2 separate regions of the Homo sapiens genome follow, and region 1 is linked to region 2. Evidence: read pairs that join two places in POLR2A ChIA-PET (ENCODE). Cell type or tissue: GM12878. All regions are shown on one strand. Each heading gives the region's core, and the rest is flanking DNA. Links, peaks and the distances in the headings are about the cores only.

What was found. Peaks named below come from ENCODE experiments on the same cell type or tissue, not always from the same donor. Only the 100,000 strongest peaks of a DNase experiment are listed, where the experiment ranks them.
Region 1: POLR2A ChIA-PET joins it to region 2 with 16 read pairs; 4 of 35 experiments call an interaction of 5 or more read pairs at or near these places.

What each region holds. Positions count from the first base shown.
Region 1 is chr1:209,602,918-209,612,800 of GRCh38, forward strand. It overlaps CAMK1G (calcium/calmodulin dependent protein kinase IG), which reads left to right. Exons shown (of 13, transcript NM_020439.3): 4 at 297-371; 5 at 2,619-2,757; 6 at 3,403-3,526; 7 at 4,941-5,016; 8 at 6,063-6,175; 9 at 6,934-7,012; 10 at 8,548-8,635; 11 at 8,875-9,299; 12 at 9,868-9,883. Among named protein-coding and RNA genes, the nearest start is that of MIR4260, 16 kb to the right of the region's middle. RefSeq lists a silencer at 4,940-5,098 and an enhancer at 6,217-7,416. In GM12878, for the core only: no CTCF peak of the experiment used is centred there; a DNase peak (open chromatin) is centred at 4,614; H3K27ac peaks cover 519 bases.
Region 2 is chr1:209,668,665-209,678,547 of GRCh38, forward strand. The region is part of intron 1 of HSD11B1-AS1 (HSD11B1 antisense RNA 1); the gene reads right to left. It overlaps G0S2 (G0/G1 switch 2), which reads left to right and starts at 6,748. Exons shown (of 2, transcript NM_015714.4): 1 at 6,748-6,885; 2 at 6,989-7,726. The coding sequence starts at 7,021. The coding sequence ends at 7,332. RefSeq lists enhancers at 4,340-4,579, 6,860-7,708. In GM12878, for the core only: no CTCF peak of the experiment used is centred there; a DNase peak (open chromatin) is centred at 4,737; H3K27ac peaks cover 237 bases.

The DNA of each region.
Region 1 (9,883 bases), core at 3,621-6,120, 66 kb before region 2:
AACTGTCTCTTTTAGTAAAGTTTAAAGAGATTCCTGGCATAACAAGGAAGTGTTTGTTTCCTGAAGGAAGGATGATCAATTATTCATTCAGTAAACACGGACCGAGCACCTCCACAGGAATCTTTTCTCTGGGATTAATTTGTGACAGTCTACTTATTATGAAGGCTTCACAGAGACCTAGTCTTCCTAAACATTGCCATCAAAAGCCTCCAACAGAAACTTTTGGGCTAGGTCTGCATTATTTGTCTGTACAACCTGAACCACATACCTTTCATCATGCACTTTATTTTTCCCAGGATCAAGCATGAAAACATTGTGACCCTGGAGGACATCTATGAGAGCACCACCCACTACTACCTGGTCATGCAGCTGTAAGTAAAAGGTGACTTGCTTCCTTCACAGAGGCCTGGTGGGGCCTGGGAGGCCTACAGGAGGTTGGTCGCTGGTGAGGGATGGACAGCAATTCAAAGACAAAAATGAAGACTTCATTCAGGAGGCTCAGAAATGCCAAGGGTCCTTTTAGACTGAGTGTGCCTCTGGTCATGGGCAGGTTCTATGTGGGCCACAGGGTAAACCTGGGCTGATTATTAAGCTCCTTTGCACCAGGACAACCCTATCAGTGGTTAGAATATTTCCTACCAGTCAGCAAATAGCTGCGACCCCAACCCATCCATGTCCTTCTGCTGCCCCACCCCTCCTCGCCCCTTGCAACCAAACGACCGAAGGGGTAATGCCAGACTAACAAGGAGTCACCAGAACCCTTTTCTGGCACTGTGGCTTCAGTCCTTTTGGACCAATACATGTTAATCAAATTGGATAGTAAATGTTTTAACATCACTCCAGCATAAAATTACTGTAGGAGCAGAAGCCACAGGTAGATATATTTCAATATAAAGAAAGATTTTCCCAAAACAGAGTCACCCAAAGTTAAAGACAGGCTGTGATTGTATGTGTCCATCTGTAGGACAGAAGTGGTGCTTCATTAGCAAGGTCTCTGCGTCATTGCTGCATCCAAACAACAGCTCTGCCTGACAGCAACTGCTGTAGAGGTTGGTCAGTGTTCATAAGGGCTCAGCATTGGGCTCAAAGACACTTCTGTTTATAAAGTACACACACACACACAAATACACACACTTGCACATGCACAGACATACACGCACTCACACACCACTCTGCAATCTCAGCGTGGCTGGACACAACGTGGTTTTTGGCTGATGGGCTGATTACTAAGAAACTTTAACGAGATAACTCAGGCCTAAGCACCTGATTAACTGGGGGCTTATCTGAGGACCTCTAAAGAGAGGTAGCAGGCAGTCAAGGGAGTGAGGTGGAAAGGGCCCCTAGTGGCACTAACAAGTGATCAGGGACCATCAGGCACTACAATGAGGCCAAGCCAACAGGATTAGCACACAGTAATTCAGAAGGCAGGGAGGCAAGGAGATGGGAAGAGTTGGATGTCCCTGAGGAGACACTAAGCCTCCTCAGAGCATAGCTCCAGGACTCAGGCCCCTCAGGGTTAAGAATTCATAGCTCTGTACAAAGAGTGTATTTCCTACAGGCCTTCAGCTACTATAGGAGCGCCCAAAGCCTAAAGACCAAAAGCCAAAGAGCAGGATGAGGTAAATTTTGATCGGAGAAATTCTTTTCCCTCATCACTAGTTGGGCATGGATGGCCACATCTAATGTCATGGGACAGTGGTAAGGGGGACTAGGAGGGTGAGAGGACTGGAACCCCTGGCTCACGGTTGAAATAGTCTGGGAATGCTTATCTCAGAGAAGGCAAGCCCTCCGGAGAGCATTTCACTATCTTTGTATACTTGAAAGGTGCACAGGAAAGGCTGTTATTCTTGTTCTGTGCAGTCCCGATGGGTGGAATTGGTAGCACTGGTAGAAATGACAGGGCATCAGGTTTCAACATAATGTGCAGAAACATTAGGAATATTCCAAAAAACACTCTGTCTTAGGAGGAAGAGTGTTCTCTGACACTTATGTGTTCTAGTACTCACTAGAAAACTTCTAGGCAAAAATAGAGTAGATGGTATTCATGAGATAGAAGTCAGACTTGATCTTTAAGCTCCCCTGGGTCCTAAGATACTCTACCATTTGAGTCTCAAAGCACCCCTAAAGCCCTACCTGTAATTCCAGCTTTATGAAGCCCAATTTCCCAAAATGAGAAGAGAAATCTTGATATAAGTACGGTTAGTCTCACTTGCATGCCTTCTCTTTCCTACTTTGCTTAATTTCTGTGTTACCTCTCTCTTTCATCATGGCTTCCTGTGTCATAGGCCAGGAAGGAAGGTGGCTAAGAAGTGTGTCCACACTAAGGGATTATTGGCTTCTTGTGCAGCCCCAACCAGAAGCATTTACATTTTAAAGGAAATTTTCAGAGAGAGAGGTCAATGCTTGGCCCAAAGAGATGACTGCCTAGTGATATCACTCCAGGTACCCAGAGTGGGTGTTCTGAGACTGGAGTAGTCTGCTGGCAGCCCTTCAATCACAGTTCATGGGGGCCTGCCTGTTCCACTGCAGCTGTGTCCCCCAAGGCTTCAAAGCAAACACCTTCTCATTACTTTGAGTGAAATGAGAACTGAATTCCTGTCTTGATCCTATGCCCACAGTGTTTCTGGTGGGGAGCTCTTTGACCGGATCCTGGAGCGGGGTGTCTACACAGAGAAGGATGCCAGTCTGGTGATCCAGCAGGTCTTGTCGGCAGTGAAATACCTACATGAGAATGGCATCGTCCACAGAGACTTAAAGGTGTCAAGGCGGGAGTCCTGGGTGGGAAACAGATAATGACCCTTAAGGAAGCTGCATGGGTCATGGGACATCTAAGCTCCATAAAGTAAGAGGGTTGGACTAGTGACTCCCAAGGCCCCTTCTGCCCTTAGATTCCTTAAACAGACCTTGGATGAGTGAACAATGGTTACTAATTTGCACCTCAATTTTTCCTGAAACTTTCACTATGCCTTACCCTATTTCAATACCAAAATAATACACACATTTCTTACATCCAGCCACAGTCAAAACCCAATGCAACAAAATATTTACTGAGGGCCTACATTGTACTAGGCCTTGCACTGGACTCTGGAGAGATCAGACACCATTAACCAAAGATTGGTTCTCTCAAAACACAAACAGGGTAGTTGGAAGTGAGGGAAGGAAAGGGTGAGTATATTAATGTTTACAAGACCGAGCAAAGTCAGAGCCATAAGCAAGGTGCAGACTACTGGGGTGCAGGTGTGAGGGTGCAGGTAGGAGGAAGAAGGGAAGAATGGGGGAGGATGAGCTGGCCTTGAAGTCAGGAGCCCAGGGCTCATCTTCCTGTGAAATTTTGTATCAAGGGGAAGGAAAATACTTGCTTCAGGTGGTTATATCCTACACTACATATTTTTTCTCCTACAGCCCGAAAACCTGCTTTACCTTACCCCTGAAGAGAACTCTAAGATCATGATCACTGACTTTGGTCTGTCCAAGATGGAACAGAATGGCATCATGTCCACTGCCTGTGGGACCCCAGGCTACGTGGGTAAGTCTGGGAGCAGGAGGAAGGTTGACCAGTTGGCTACATTCAACCACATGCCTATCATTCATAGAAAGGGGTGATTCTGAGAACATAGGGTTCAACTTCAGGGGCTATCCTGGTAGGACATCCACTTATAAAGTTTAGGGCCAGCCAATTCATCCGTCTCAGGATCTATCTCTACTGCTCCCAAATTCTACATTTTTAAAGACCGCCTACCCCTGAGCCCTCCAGAGTCCCTGCCTATGCTTTGGCTCTCATTTCTGCGGATAGACTTCCAGCCTTTGTCTTTCCAGCTGGACCAGGGGCAGACAAGATCACAAACCCAGAGATCAGCAGAGAGCTGAGGGGTTGAGCACCAACCCTACTCCTTTCTCCCACTCTGAAGGAGACATTAGCCCCCAGTTCTTGGGAGCCTGGAAGCACAGGATATTGAATTTGGGCCTGAGGAACCCAGAAATGGGCTCCTAAATGTCCACCCAAGGAAGCACTCTGGGAAATTGGCAAAGGTGGAGCTTCCTGCTTGAACATCCCTGTAGGTTTCCAGGGCCCCCAAAAAGAGTGAGAGCAGGCAGGGCACCTGGAAGAGTATTCCTGGGATCTACAGGAGACAAAGTTGAAACTCAGAGCATCCGCTCCTGTCCCTTCCCACTTCACCAGTCGTCACCTGTTTGCAGTTGGGTAATGGGAAGCAGAGCTCTGACTCAAGAGAGGGAATCTACCCTCCCAGAAAGGCAGGTCATTCACTCCTCAGTAGGTATTGAGTCCCACCAGGTACAAAGCTCTGGTAGCTGCAAGAAATACAGAAGGCAGCTCTCTACACCCCACAGGGCTCCTAATCAGAGGAAGTCATGGCTCATGCCCTCTGAAAGCTCTCTATCTGATGGGACAGACTAAATGCCTCCCCTCAGAAGGTACCCACAGTCTGATGGGAGACATACTGCCTTTGCTCTGGGAGCTCCTAATCTAATGGGGGTGACTCAGTCTCTGCCTCCCAGAGGCTCCCAGTCTAGTGGAGGAGAGACAGTCCTACACTGAAGATCTCCCAGTCTGAAGGGAGAGAGATCACACTTGCCCTGGGAATCCCCTATCTGAGTGGGGAGACAGGCCCTGCCTTCAGAGAATACTCAGTGTAATCAGGGAGACATAGCCCTGGAGATCCCCAGTCCAACAGGTGAGTCATCGACCCTGTCATGGGGAAACTCACAAACTAATGCAGAAGTCACAGTCTCTCTTTTCAGGAAGATTTAGTCTTCCCAGAAGAGACACAGCCCCTACCCTTAGGGAGTTTTCAGTCTCCTAGAAACCCCACCATCCCACAGTCTTCCCCAGACCTCTTCTCTAAGCCTGGCCTTCAGCTCCCACCCCAAAGCCCTCTCCTCTTGCCACCAGCCCTGACTCTGCCCTTGGTCTGCTGCAGCTCCAGAAGTGCTGGCCCAGAAACCCTACAGCAAGGCTGTGGATTGCTGGTCCATCGGCGTCATCACCTACATATTGTGAGTAGACGCTGGCCTGGGTTCAGCTGATGAGAAGTCTCGGAGCCTGCTTACCCCTTCTCGTTCCCTCCCCTGTCTCAGCTCCTCCTCCAAGCACGTGCATGTGCACAAACAGACACAGGCACAGGGGCACACGGGTACACACACACACACACACACACACATACATGTACACACAGCTTAAAAGCTTCCTCTCTCTTCACCTCCACCAAGTTTTAAAACAGAGCTCAGCGTGAATCCACTGCACAGCCACCTGGCACTCCCTCCTCTTGCACCCCTGCCCCTTTTACTGCCTATAAATGTGTTGCATCCCACTCAGTGGAATGAACAGTGAAAAAGAGAGAGGCCAAGCCAGGCTTGGAAGCCAGGTGGACCCTCTGTTCCTACATCTCAGCTTTCCCAAGGCAAAACTGTGGCCTGGATAAAGCTGGTCAGGGCCTTTCCTTTTCGCTCCTCTCCACACATTCCCAAGCTCTCCCTTTCCTAACCTGCCCATCACCTCTTCCCCACCATCCCTCCTCACCTATAGCAAACTTTGCTCTTAGGAAAATAACCTGGTTTCAATTATCTCCTCCATTTATGTTGAATAAGTACTCTCATTTATTTACCCAACCAATATTCACTGCCTATCTACTCTGCATCTATCCCTGTGCTAGGTTCTAAAGAATCCCGCAGTGAACAACACAGCCTAAATAAATCCTTCATCAAGCTTACATTCAAGTAGACAGTCTACCAACTTTCTTAAACATATTTTATATAGCATTCATAAGTCAGGGAAAGTATAAGGAGAGGTGGCAAGGGTTGGAGGGCATAATGTACACAGGGACCTTCTAGGGATGACTGTGCCAAGGCTTGGCACTTGCATAAACACTTTACGGGACCTGTACCATTCTGGAATTTGAGGCAGATCTGCGTCCTGGTCACACCACTGTTCTGGGACCTTCAGTGCCCACCTGTGTATACAGTGGGAGCTTGGGGGAGCAGAGAGGCTGGCTCAGGGAGGACAGGTTTGTTCAGTAGTATGCCTCCTTCCTGTCCTGCTGCAGGCTCTGTGGATACCCCCCATTCTATGAAGAAACGGAGTCTAAGCTTTTCGAGAAGATCAAGGAGGGCTACTATGAGTTTGAGTCTCCATTCTGGGATGACATTTCTGAGTCAGGTAAGGCCAGTAGGCATGAAGGAGAGATAACAGGCTCAAGGTAGAGGCTGCCAAGAGAAATGAGCTTAACAAAGGATGACAGTCCCGGCTCTTCAAAGTCCCTGGGGATCTTACAGAACAGGCTGCCAAGGAAAGTGGAGAAATCTTCGTCTGCTTCAAAGACCCGATAAATTATTTACATCTAAGAGCTATGCTTTTGTTTTTCTGGAGGCAGAACCACAGTATGCCTGAAAAGGAGATGGGGGGGCAGTTTAGAAGATGGGCCAGGAGGGCAGAGCCAGGTGGTGAGGGGAGAGTTCCAGACAAGAGCAGCAAAACTAAGGGGTTAGATATCAAGAAAGAGCATGCAATGTCTATGTGTGAGAGAAGATGATCATTACGTGATTGTTGGACCTGTTAAGTGGAAATCAGAGCTGGAACAATCCAGCACTCACATGCGTGCCCATGTGCCAGCGCTGGCCCCTGTTTCAGTGCAAACACATGCACATGTGATGTGCAGGCACATGGGGGCCTTGTGACTAGTGACGCTTCTGCAGTGCTGTGTGGGTGAGGCGGCTTGGAGCTTCCCTTCTTTGGTGGTTTATGGTGGGTTGTTGTTAGGTGGTTTGGATTTTTTTTCCTCTTCTAAGACTCTTAAAATTGCCTCTTTGGAAGATCAGCTAAAGATGCATTCACTGCCACCCACCAGCCCGGAAGTGAATTTCCATCAGTCATGAAATCTGGTCCTTAGTCGTCGTGTCTTTGATTACTCCCCTTAGCCAAGGACTTTATTTGCCACTTGCTTGAGAAGGATCCGAACGAGCGGTACACCTGTGAGAAGGCCTTGAGTCATCCCTGGTGAGTGAGACATGGAGTGGACTCTAGACCCCAGCCCTGTAGTTCCCAAAACCATGCTGACTCATTCATATTGCATTTCCCTGGAATCTGCTTGTCCTGATCCATTTAATGATGTGACAAGCAAGGACCATGCCATTGTTCATCAGGCCCAGGTAGAGATTCAAACATTATACAGTGGAGCAGGTTCTAATGCAAGGGTAGCAGCTGGGTTGTCTGGTCAAGTGCAGGAGGCAGGTGCAGCCGAGCGCTGTCATTCAGCACTGGGATAGGGTGCAATGTTCAGTACTAGTTATTCAAGAAGTGCCAGGAATGGGCAACTCTGTCCTGTCCTTTAGAGCTTTGTTTTACTCAGGGATCAATAACTGTTCCAGGTGAAGTGATTTAAGAACAACTGCAAAGCAACCGATTGGCAAAATAGGAAAAAGAAAATCTTAAAATATTTTTTCATGTTACTTCCCAACTCAATTTACAATAGCTCCCCACTTCATACCCCAGCAAGCCTGGATTCCTTTGTCTTTCCAGTTTCCCTAATATGGCCTGACCCTTTATCTCCAGCCTCTTTTCCCAGGATTGCCAGCATACCTCCTCTGTCCAGATAGGCCTGGGAGCTATATCTGTCTCACCCCACATACCAAGCTCTGTCTTAACTACACCTTGGATCAGATCATTCCCACTACCTACAATGTCCTGCCTCTTGCCCTGTATGTAGCATCTTTCAGGATCCAGATCAGTCTCTGCCCTTCCCTGAAGCCCCTGACCCCTGCAGCCCAACCCAATCTCCCCAGTTCTCTTTATTAATCACACGGCTTACCATGTATTACTGCAGTCCATAGCATGAACAACACCCGACATCTAGACTGTAGGCTCCTAGGGGTCAGGGCCCATGTCTCTTACTTCTCGAGGTCTATTAGTAGTTGGCACAGTACTATGCACACAGCAAGTGTCTGAGGAACACTTAGAGACCAGTGAATAAGAGGCTAAGGGGATAGGAAAGGGGCAGCCTGTACCAGACGGCCTTACTGAGGAAGGCTTCCAGGAGGAGGTGGGTTCTAGGCAAGGTTTTGAGCTAAAGGATGGTGACTACCCCAGTGCCCTGTGATGCTGGGTCCAATAAACTTTTTCTATAAAGCATCAGATAGTAAATATTTTAGGCTTTCCTGGCCATACTGTCTTTATGGCAACTACTCAACCCTGCTGTCACAGTGCAAAAGGAGCCACAGACAATACCTGAATTAATGGGCACCACTGTGTCCCCATAAAACCTTATTTACAAAAACAGGCAATAGGTCGATTTGGCCTATAGGCTATAGCTTGTTGACCTTGCTCTAAAAGTTTTTGATTTTGCCAAAGCTAAAGCCGACTCTTACTTGCCCAGGGGCACAGAGGAGACCTGCTTGCAGCCCTTTCCTGCTGTGGGCTGTCTTTCCTCTGCACACTCTACCCAGCTCTCACCTAGACCTGCAGGCACCCTGCCCACTCCCTGGATGAGTGTAAATAGCCACCCAGTAGCCAGGTGTCCCCTCTTACATCCACAGGATTGACGGAAACACAGCCCTCCACCGGGACATCTACCCATCAGTCAGCCTCCAGATCCAGAAGAACTTTGCTAAGAGCAAGTGGAGGGTAAGCTGTCCTCTCCAGGGGGTGGGAAAGCTGTTCTGGGCCCCTGGAGGCTGGGCTGGCAGGGGCTGACATAAGGGCTTTCCTTGGGATGTCCCAGAAGGCATTGGAGCTCCGTGTACCCTCTCTGAAATGAGAAGTGGGCACCCAGGTTTCAAGAGGCCACAAGGCAAAGGGAAAGTTTAAGCTCCAAGGCCCTCTGAGGTTGCAGAAGGCCAGAGGCTGCTCTTGTGTCTCCTTAGCAAGCCTTCAACGCAGCAGCTGTGGTGCACCACATGAGGAAGCTACACATGAACCTGCACAGCCCGGGCGTCCGCCCAGAGGTGGAGAACAGGCCGCCTGAAACTCAAGCCTCAGAAACCTCTAGACCCAGCTCCCCTGAGATCACCATCACCGAGGCACCTGTCCTGGACCACAGTGTAGCACTCCCTGCCCTGACCCAATTACCCTGCCAGCATGGCCGCCGGCCCACTGCCCCTGGTGGCAGGTCCCTCAACTGCCTGGTCAATGGCTCCCTCCACATCAGCAGCAGCCTGGTGCCCATGCATCAGGGGTCCCTGGCCGCCGGGCCCTGTGGCTGCTGCTCCAGCTGCCTGAACATTGGGAGCAAAGGAAAGTCCTCCTACTGCTCTGAGCCCACACTCCTCAAAAAGGCCAACAAAAAACAGTACGTATTTTTAGCCAAAGATGGAGCCCCAGCTTGGGTCTGAAAGAAATCGGTCAACAGGACTGAAAGAAATGGACACAAAGGCCTCTCCCACTCATAGGCAGCTATATAGGGAGGGATGAGTTCTGGATGAGGGGGCAAGGAAAATGCTTCCAGCCCTGTCCCCATCACTTACTAGTTGTGAGGCCATTGACGAGTCAATGTCTCTGCTTCTATTTTGCTCATCTGTAAACTGGGTTGAAGTCTATTTACCCAATTAGCCTGCCTCACAGAGGTACTATAAAAGGTTAGTGAAGCAACAGAGATGATAAAAGCCCACAGAAAACTGGGTATTTGCAAGTGGTGAGCATCAGATTCCCCGAGTTTCCAGGGCCTCTGTGCTTTGCAGAAGGAAGTGTAGGGGGGCTTGGTTATCTTTATCTTTTCTGCAGGTTCTTGAACTTTCTGAACCTCATGAGGGGAGAGCTGAGTGGATGCCACAGGCACAGAGAACTACCACCTCTGCCCTGCCCCATCGACTCTTCTTCCCTCAAATACTTCAAAGGTTGTTGCTTCATTTCCTTTCTAGGAACTTCAAGTCGGAG
Region 2 (9,883 bases), core at 3,484-5,983:
CCCGCCACCAAACCCAGCTAATTTTTTGTATTTTTAGTAGAGATGGGGTTTCACTGTGTTAGCCAGGATGGTCTTGATCTCCTGACCTCGTGATCCACCCGCCTCAGCCTCCCAAAGTGCTGGGATTACAGACGTGAGCCACAAGTCTTGGTGATTTTTCACATTGGAGAGGTGATGGAGAGCAAGGAGGAAAAGATGGCTCCTTGACTTCAAACCTGAGCTGCTAGGTGAATGGTGCAGCTTAGGTTAAGAAAGATGGTTACAAGTTTATGGGGTAGAAATATTGAATTTGGCTTTAGACACAGTAATTCTGATACCTGCAAGACATCCAAGTCAAAATGTAGAATAGGTAGAGGGATACACAGGTCTAGAGCTCAGACTTGTAGGTCATCTGTGTAGAAGCAGCAATGGAAGCCCTGGCAGTAAATTAAATCACTGAAGAGAGCATGTGGAATAAGAAAAGGGGCTCCAGGACTGAGTCCTGAGAAATGCTGACATTTGTAGGTTAGATAAAGAGGACAATTGAGATAAAGATCCTGAGTTTTGTCCAGAATAGGGTAAGAGGAAAACCAGCAGAATATGGTATCGTGGAAGCAAAGGAGAAATGTGTTTCTAGAAGGGAGTGGTCAGCAATTCCTAGGCATGGGATGAATAAGTGATTATTGATACAACTGCTTATTATCTGGCTCCTACTTACTGCTTCCTGCTCATTTTCTGCCATTTCCCAAAATCCATCCTTTATGATTTAACACCAACTTGTCTAACTTCTCTTGGACCATGTGATGCTTTATCTTTCATCCTCCCTTTTCACATGCAGTCCCATCTCATTCAAGGCCTCCCCATGCCCTGAACAACACCCTGTCCCAGAACCACCTGGTGAACACCATCCATCCTTTAACATCCCAAGCCTCTCAGGAATCATTTACCCTTAGGCCTTCTTTGACTACCTCCTCCCCAAAGGGCATCAATACCTGTCTCATTCTGTGCTTTTTGTTCATCTGGTATAAATTTCTATTACGGTGCCTTTCCCAATATACAATAATAACTCGTTTACAGTCTGTGTCCTCTACTTCACTATAAGCTTCTTGAGGGCAAATGCAGTTTGTATTCTGCATTTTTTTTTTTTTTTTGAAACAGAGTCTTGCTCTGTCACCAGGCTGGAGTACAGAGGCATGATCTCGGCTCACTGCAACCTCCACCTCCTGGGTTCAAGTGATTCTCCTGCTTCAGCCTCCCATGTAACTGGGATTACAGGCATGTGCCACCACACCCGGCTAATTTTTGTATTTTTAGTAGAGACAGGGTTTCATCATGTTGCCCAGGATGGTCTTGATCTCCCAGCCTCCTGATCCGCCCGTCTTGTCCTCCCAAAGTGCTGGGATTACAGGTGTGAGCCATCACACATTCTGCTTCCTATAACTATGCTTAACACAGTGTCAGGTACATGGCTGGCTTCAACAAATATTTTTGGACCTTACTAGAAGCTACCTAAATGTCACCTAAGGAATGCAAATGTCCCGGGCTGGGATAAAGCATCATGGAAATTGCCGACGTAGAGCAAGAGGCAAAGACAATTGAATAATAACAGCCATCATTTAATGATTGCTTCATTTGTGCCAGAAACTGCCTAAGTCCCTTACAGAGCTCTATCTCATTCACTCTTCATCATATCTGTTTCATAGGGGCTTATCATCATCACCACACCCCATTTAATAGGGGCTATCATAACTCTCACTTCACAGATACGGAAGTAGAAGTTATAGAAGTTAAGTCACTTGCCCAAGGTCAGGCCTTAGCAAATGGAGGAGTCAGGATTTGGAGGAACCCAGGTTTGCTTGACTTTAGAGCCCTATACCCTTAAGACCAATTGGCATTTGAGCTTGGGGAAAATTCCTTGTGCTGACTCAAACTTGTAAAGTATATTGTTTAATCTGGAAGTGGTATGTAGGCAGCAGGGTGCAGGTAATTCTAACCACACCACCCATGGCTATTCAAGGCTTCCAGCACAGTCTGCATGCCCCAGCAGCTGGTGGCTCTGCTTGACCAAAAGTTATGAAGGACAAAAGCAGAATGCCTATAAAGTCTGTTCCTTTGCCTTGATTTGTACCACGGGCAGGCTGGAGGGTGCCCAGAGTGAGCCAATGGCTACAATGTCAGACACTAAGTTGGGAGTGGAAGTGAAAGGTGAGGAGACCAGAGTGGAGGAAACTAAGCCAAGTTGCCAGGTCTTGGGCAATTTCAACACCAAGGCTCTGAGCCAAGGACAGGCTACTGTGCTTGAAATAACTTCCCAAGAGAGCCTTAACTGGTCACTTTGCCCTCTCTATCTCAGCACTGACTTTTAGGTCAATGTAACTAATATTGATTAGCCTCCTATTCTATGTTAACACCATGAAAGATACAAAGCTTTTGTCTTCCACAGAGCTGAGGCAAGCCCACAGGAAACAATGACAGAGTTGTACAAAACGGTAATCCATCCAGTGCCAGCCTGTAGAGTACAAGCCCCAAAGGCAACTGAAATTCACAGAAAGGAGAGATCAAGGTGTGCTGCCATGGGCAGTGGTAGCTTCTTGGAGCACAGGAAATTGAACTTGACCTCAAGGAAGAAAGGAAGACAAAGTAGAAAGAGGACAGCATTTCAGGTAGAAACAACTGTGTGAGCAAAAATAAATGAAGCAGCAGCAATGCGAATGAATTGTTTCTTGGCCTGTGAAGAAACCTCTCTGTGGAGCAAAGGGCTATTGTGGGAGAAGAACAGGAGAAGATCGGACCATAGAGAGCCTGAATTCCAAGAATACTAAATCAAGCAAATTCAACATGCAGGATCCAGGAGTCCATTATGTGGGCAATGAGAAATGATCTTGGCCTTTAAACAGGCAGTTGACAATAAAAAATTAAATTTTAGGAAGATTCATTTGGTGGTAGTGTTTAAGATGGATTAGAGGAGAAAGGATTAAAAGCAAAAAAACTGTCCCCTCAAAAACCTGAATGCTTCTTTAAGCATCTACTAAAAGTTGGACTGCATTCAAAAACAAACAAACAAACAAACAAAAAACAGTCCCTTCCCTGCCAGGCTTCACAGTCCATGGAAAAGCCATTCATTAATCCCATAGTTACCCATTAAGGACCTATTATGTGCTAAGAATTATACTGGGCACTGGGGACACAGTGAGGAGCAAACCAAAGTCCCTATCCTCATGAAGCCTATCCTCCAACGCACATGGAAGACAATATAAAACCACACCATTAAGTACATCCACATAGAATCAGGTAACCAAGTGCTATGAAGAAAAAGAAAGTAGGGCACTGGGTGGAGAGTGGTGGGATGCAGTAGTCAGGGAAGGCCTCTCCAAATAACTTCCATGATATTTCAAGCCCAGAGAACAAATGAAACGGAGATGTCACTGCTAGAAATAAGGATATTGAGAAGAAGACTTAGCTTGTAAGAGTATAGAGAAGGTAAGGAGTCTTGTTTTAAGTGTGTCAAGCTGTGATAATAGCAGTGTATCCACACAGAAATATTTAGACTCTAGAACTCTAGTCTATAAGACCAGAGGAGACAGTGGCTACACATATAAATTTCAGTGTCTTCCACTGATATCCGAGTGATAAGCAACTTCCTTTCTAAAACTATGAAAGTAACTAAGGGTCTAAAAAAAATTTCTAGTGCGGTAGTCTTAAAACTACAAATAGTTTTGTCATATCTCCTATGATGACTCCCTCCCTTCAGCTGCCTGGAGCCCCAGGGGTGGGCAGTGACTTTGTGTAGGCAGCAAGCAGCCGGTAACAAAATAATAATTATTATTGTTATTATTATATTATAATAATTGTAACAATAACAATTATTATTGAAGCTCATTTACAACTAACCATCCAAAAGACCTCTTTCCCCTGTGTCTTCAATCCCCAAGGCAGAGGGGTAGGGACAGTTCTATCCCTCCTCTGCACTTAACCCTTGAAACACATGCACCCCTTTGTGACTTTACCCTCTGCAGATGGCTCTGAATGTCTTAATGTCTGAGAGAAAGGGATTTAGAAAGCAAAATATAAAAATTTTAAACTAGTCCTTCCTACCTTCCTAGAAGTGGCAAGAGTTAAATGTTGAGATAGACTCAAGGGTAGGATGACTATTTCAGTTTGCCTGGAAGTGTTTCAGTTTGCCTGGAAGTATCTCAGTTTTAGTGCTCAGTTTTAGCAGGAGTCCTGCATTTCAGAGAACCCCTCAACCCTGAGCAAAATAAGATGGTTGGTCACCCTATGGCTTGGTTTGACCATCATCGCTATAACCTGTATCTTACCTGCATGCATGACACAACACAGTGCTTTACTTCCCTAAAAATGACATCAGCCCCACTAAAATATATGTTTAGTTTCCAAGCCCTACCTAGTCACCTTCTACCCTAGGAGCCAGGTTCTCTTTTCCCACCCAGACAGAGGAGCTGCACTCAGAAATTCCTAGACATGAGTTAACACTGGATTCCTTAGCCTTCTACTCCCATCATCTCCTGCTCAGCCCCAGCTACCACCTAAACTAGGAAGATCAAGTCTACCAGTGACCTCCGTCCATGGCACTTGCTGCCCCTCCTCTGTCCAGCTCTTACCAATATAGCTGCTGGAACCTGGAGGTCAAAGTCAAATTATCAAAAAAAGGAACTGAGCTGGTGATGTGCACTAACACAGCAAATCACAGGAAAGGGGAACCCCAGGTAAATTACAGCCTTCTGACCTAGGAAGACGTGTGGTTTGCGTCTCTGAGTTACAGAAACACAGGAAATGCTTACTGGACCAGTCAATTTCAGAATTTTGGGTCCCAAGCTAGGCTGACTCACCTTCAGAATGGAAACCACGTGACAGCCCTTATATCAGGGCACACATCACATGCTCTTCCAGAAGTCAATGGGTTTGGAACCCTCACAGATATTGGGAAAGCTCACTAATCATTTCTGCCAGTTATCAGAGGTTGCTCTGAAACTATAAGGAAGATTCAAAGAAAATGCCAAGACTGATATTAAACTTGGCAGGAACCCTTGTTACAGAATTTTCCTGCCTGACAAGGTTAAAAGAACAATAAGCAGGAAACACAGTCCTCCAGGAATAATCAATTCTATTTGGCCCCTGGTCACCTTCACTCAGACTAAATTCTAAAACATAGAATTTCAAATAAGCTATTTAGATAACCTTGACCATTCTCCACACACAAGCCCTTGCCTGAACTATTAATAGTCAAGGCAAAGGGTAGTTGTTATTGCTGCCTTTTTAAACTGAATCATCTGAGAAATTGCTTCAGACCCCCAAAGAAAGATTACTGTTAACAATTCAAAAACTAAAATATTTGATCCCTGAGACAGCCTTTTCCCCCGACCCGCCCTTCAGGGCTCAGTCCGACCGACTGCAAAGGCTGTTGCAAGATTGCATCACTGACCTTTGCAATTTTCTGGCCAGTTTGATTTCCCCTTCTTTCCCCTGCCCCCTCCCTTTCTCTGCTTAAAGGCCTTTGGCCAATTTGCCTCTCCTTTTCCCCAAGTTTGCTAACCCTTTGGCCAATTTGCCTCTCTTTTTCCCCAAGTTTGCTAACTCTAGCATATCCATAACCAAAGCCAAACTAGAACGCTCCCTCAGCCCCAGGTGATTACAGCTAACCCTGGTCAAAATCAATCCTACATCTTCACACGTCCAAGAGTACTCACACTCTGGATTCTTACCTAAGCTGTCTACTACACGCCCTTCTGCCCACAAACTGCTTCAAAGCTGAAGTTGAGCTGGAGCAGTGAAGTTGTACCCCCAAACCCAGGAGGGTGGCAGAGAATTATTGAGGAGAGCATGAAATACTTCCATTCTAAAATGGCAGATGAACTTCTACCAACAGCCCCTTCCATACTTGACCCCCTACCCCCAAGCTCCCAACTCCACTTCTCAAGTGGAAGTGAGAACAATTTGAATTTGAAGGCTCTTCCCTGATACACGGAAGTACATAAGGAAACAGCTCGCAGGCAAAGAGACTAATCTCTCTCTCTTTCTCTCTCTCTCTCTCTCTCTCTCTCTCTCTCACACACACACACACACACACACACACACCTCTGTGCATAAAAGCACCATCAATGAATAGTTTTCTATCAACTGACTCTAGTTATACATGCATGTACCTCTAAATAAAACCAACCAGGCAGGAAAGAAACAATATTAGCACATATTGCTTTATCCAAGCGTAACCTGTTCTGTCCTGTTACCCAGATCCTTCCCCCTTGCCTTCTCCTCTCTGATCCATTGCCACACACGTGGGAAGGTGACAACCCTTCCGAATAAAAATGAAAGCTTTCTTCTTTAGATGGAACCCCCAAATTCCCTCATTATTTATAATGTCAGGCTGTCCTGGACAAGGGAAGCTGTGCACCCGCTGACACCAGTAAGAAGGTTGCCGCCATGTCAGAGATGTCCGCGGACACCTCCCTGGGCTCCGGGTCCTCCCCTGCGCTCGCCTGGAGTGGGACCTTCGCGTGCACACTGGCCTTCCCACGCGCCCCGCTGCGATGGCACCCGCGCCGGGCCCCCTAGCTCACACAGTCGGAGCGTGCTCAGCGCGTGGCCACCTCCTGCCAGGTCCCAGCCGGGTTCCACCCCCTCCTTTTCCCCTCCTCTTCTTCCTCCCCCTCCGAGTTCCCCTGGCTCTGACCGCGCTGGCCTGGGCCGGAGAGCCCAGGAGGCGTGTCTCAGAGAAAAGATATAAGCGGCCCCCGGACGCTAAAGCGGTGCCAGCGGCGGAGTCTCCAACTGGGAGAGCTGCAGCTGCCGAGAGGAGGAGAACGCTGAGGTCGGTCGGACCAACGGACGCGCTGACCGCTGCCAACTGCAGCTCGCGCTGCCTCCTGCTCGCGCCGTGCCACTAAGGTAGTCCGCCTTTCTATGAGCCCTCCCCAAGATTAGCTGGGTGCGGGGTGGTGGGAGCCGTTCTTTGGTGGCTGAAGCCCCTCTCCTGCTGCTCCTCCTGCAGGTCATTCCCGCCTCCGAGAGCCCAGAGCCGAGATGGAAACGGTCCAGGAGCTGATCCCCCTGGCCAAGGAGATGATGGCCCAGAAGCGCAAGGGGAAGATGGTGAAGCTGTACGTGCTGGGCAGCGTGCTGGCCCTCTTCGGCGTGGTGCTCGGCCTGATGGAGACTGTGTGCAGCCCCTTCACGGCCGCCAGACGTCTGCGGGACCAGGAGGCAGCCGTGGCGGAGCTGCAGGCCGCCCTGGAGCGACAGGCTCTCCAGAAGCAAGCCCTGCAGGAGAAAGGCAAGCAGCAGGACACGGTCCTCGGCGGCCGGGCCCTGTCCAACCGGCAGCACGCCTCCTAGGAACTGTGGGAGACCAGCGGAGTGGGAGGGAGACGCAGTAGACAGAGACAGACCGAGAGAGGAATGGAGAGACAGAGGGGGCGCGCGCACAGGAGCCTGACTCCGCTGGGAGAGTGCAGGAGCACGTGCTGTTTTTTATTTGGACTTAACTTCAGAGAAACCGCTGACATCTAGAACTGACCTACCACAAGCATCCACCAAAGGAGTTTGGGATTGAGTTTTGCTGCTGTGCAGCACTGCATTGTCATGACATTTCCAACACTGTGTGAATTATCTAAATGCGTCTACCATTTTGCACTAGGGAGGAAGGATAAATGCTTTTTATGTTATTATTATTAATTATTACAATGACCACCATTTTGCATTTTGAAATAAAAAAACTTTTTATACCATATCTCATGTAATTCCTGAGAGGTGTGGTGTCCTGGGGTGGGAAGCAGGGAGGGTGAGCAGGTGGGCGATGGTGATGGGTTCTTACCTGAGCACTGCAGAGGGAGCAGCTTCCTGAGGGTCAGACACTTGCTTCACACCTAGGAACTGTGTAATAAGTTACTACATGCATATAAGTCTGTTGAGGACTTGTTTTTCCTTCTTGTTAGGGGTGGGAAGAGAGAAAATTTTATAACTTCCGTGAGATTTAGCATTTTAACATCAAAAGGTAGATCAACTTCTGAGCTACAGTGAGTAGGAGATAACTGATTAATTCTAAGGCAGAAAAGCTCTTTGTTCCTTACACCTGTGCACCAGAGGTTCCCATGGCTGATACCTTTTTCTTCCCAACTATATTTTAGACAGACAGACAGAGAGAAGGAAAGAAAATGAAGGAGGGAGGTCTGGAGGTGAAGGGAAGGAAAGAAAGGAAAAACTATCTACCTGGCAGGAAAAGAGATAAGCTCCCAAGAACACCAAAGCAGATGATGAGTCTAGCTCTACCCAGCCTTCCTCCCCACGAATCCAGATCATAGTAAGAAACTCTGGGCTAGAAAGAGAAAAAAACCGGTTGTTACATATCTGAGTCCTCCTCCTCCAGTGTACAGAGCTTCATCTGTAGTAATAGCTAATTCAGTGACTCTATAGGGCTCAGCAAAACAAATTTTAAACTTTAAAGAAGTAGCCAGGAGCCAGAGGCATGGCCTTGATGCTAGTCTCCTCACATTTTTCATGTCACCTGTCCTAATCAGGTACTGACACTTTACTCCTTTCATCAACAGCTATGCATTTTTGCCAAACATATCACTGGCTCACACCATTGCCTCTGCTCAGACTCTCTCCTTCGTCCAATGCCCTACACACATCTCCATTTCATTTCTGCCAACTCAATTCCTACCAAGTGTTCCTGGCCCTGATCAAAAGCCATCTCTTTCTGAAATCTATTCTTATCACTCCCAAAGGAAAAAAGCAATCAGAATGTGGTAAGATTAATCAAGGAAAAGAAACATATTTGGAGTTTTAAAGGAAAAGAATGTCAGTGGCACCATGGCTCTCCCAGTTTCCAAAATGGGAAATTCAGCCCTATACCAAGGCAGAGCCTCACTTTCAATGTCCAAGAAACTTCCTAGGAACTGACTCAATTTTATCCTTCCTGCTGGTCTTCCAAAATGCCTCTTTTATTAATTACTCCTTTACCCATTCAGTTACCACCTTGTCTGGCTCTCAACCGCTCAAGCCACCCCCTGCACCTTCTAGCACATTCACCCTAAACAATCCCTTGTCAGACTGTCTTCCTTTAATATCTTTCATTCTGCTGCTCCTGAACTCAAAAACATCTGAGACTAAAACTCTTATGCCAGGTTTCAGTGCCTCTGTGATGTGCTTCCATCACAGCTGGCCGTCTTGCCTGATTTGTCAGGGTGCCTAGCATGAACCCTGGTCCTTGCCTGTTTCCTTCTGGTTTTCTGCACCTTCATTTACATTACTCTTCCAACCCGAATTTCCAACCCGAATGTCCTCCCACCCACTACCTCCACATCTTCTGAAACCACATACCTCAAATTCTCCAAGGAAGGTATGATTTCAAATACAGGTATTTTGCCCATTGTCAAAATACATGTAAAATTGTGTGCTCTGATTTTTGAGATGGAGTCTTGCTCTGTCACCAGGCTGGAGTGCAGTGGCACAATCTTGGCTCACTGCAACCTCTGCCTCCTGGGTTCAAGCGATTCCACTGCCTCAGCCTCCCGAGTAGCTGGGACTACAGGCGTGTACCACCATGCCCAGCTAATTTTTTGTATTTTGGTAGAGATGGGGTTTCACCATGTTGGCCAGGATGGTCTCAATCTCCTGACCTCATGATCCGCCTGCCTCAGCCTCCCAAAGTACTGGGATTACATGATTTTTTATTTAGAGGGTAACGCCTATGTTTTGAAAGGTTGCCTATACATAAAAAAATAAAGTTCCCTAAATATATAAGTATGCCTATATGTTTTTGTGTAGAAGGAAATTCCCCATGCCTATTTATATTCAAATTACCCAACCCAATCAAATCCGAGCTATTGAAATCTCTGTTCTCACTGGTCTTCTCAATTCTCTGAGTTCTTATAGGCCGTACAGC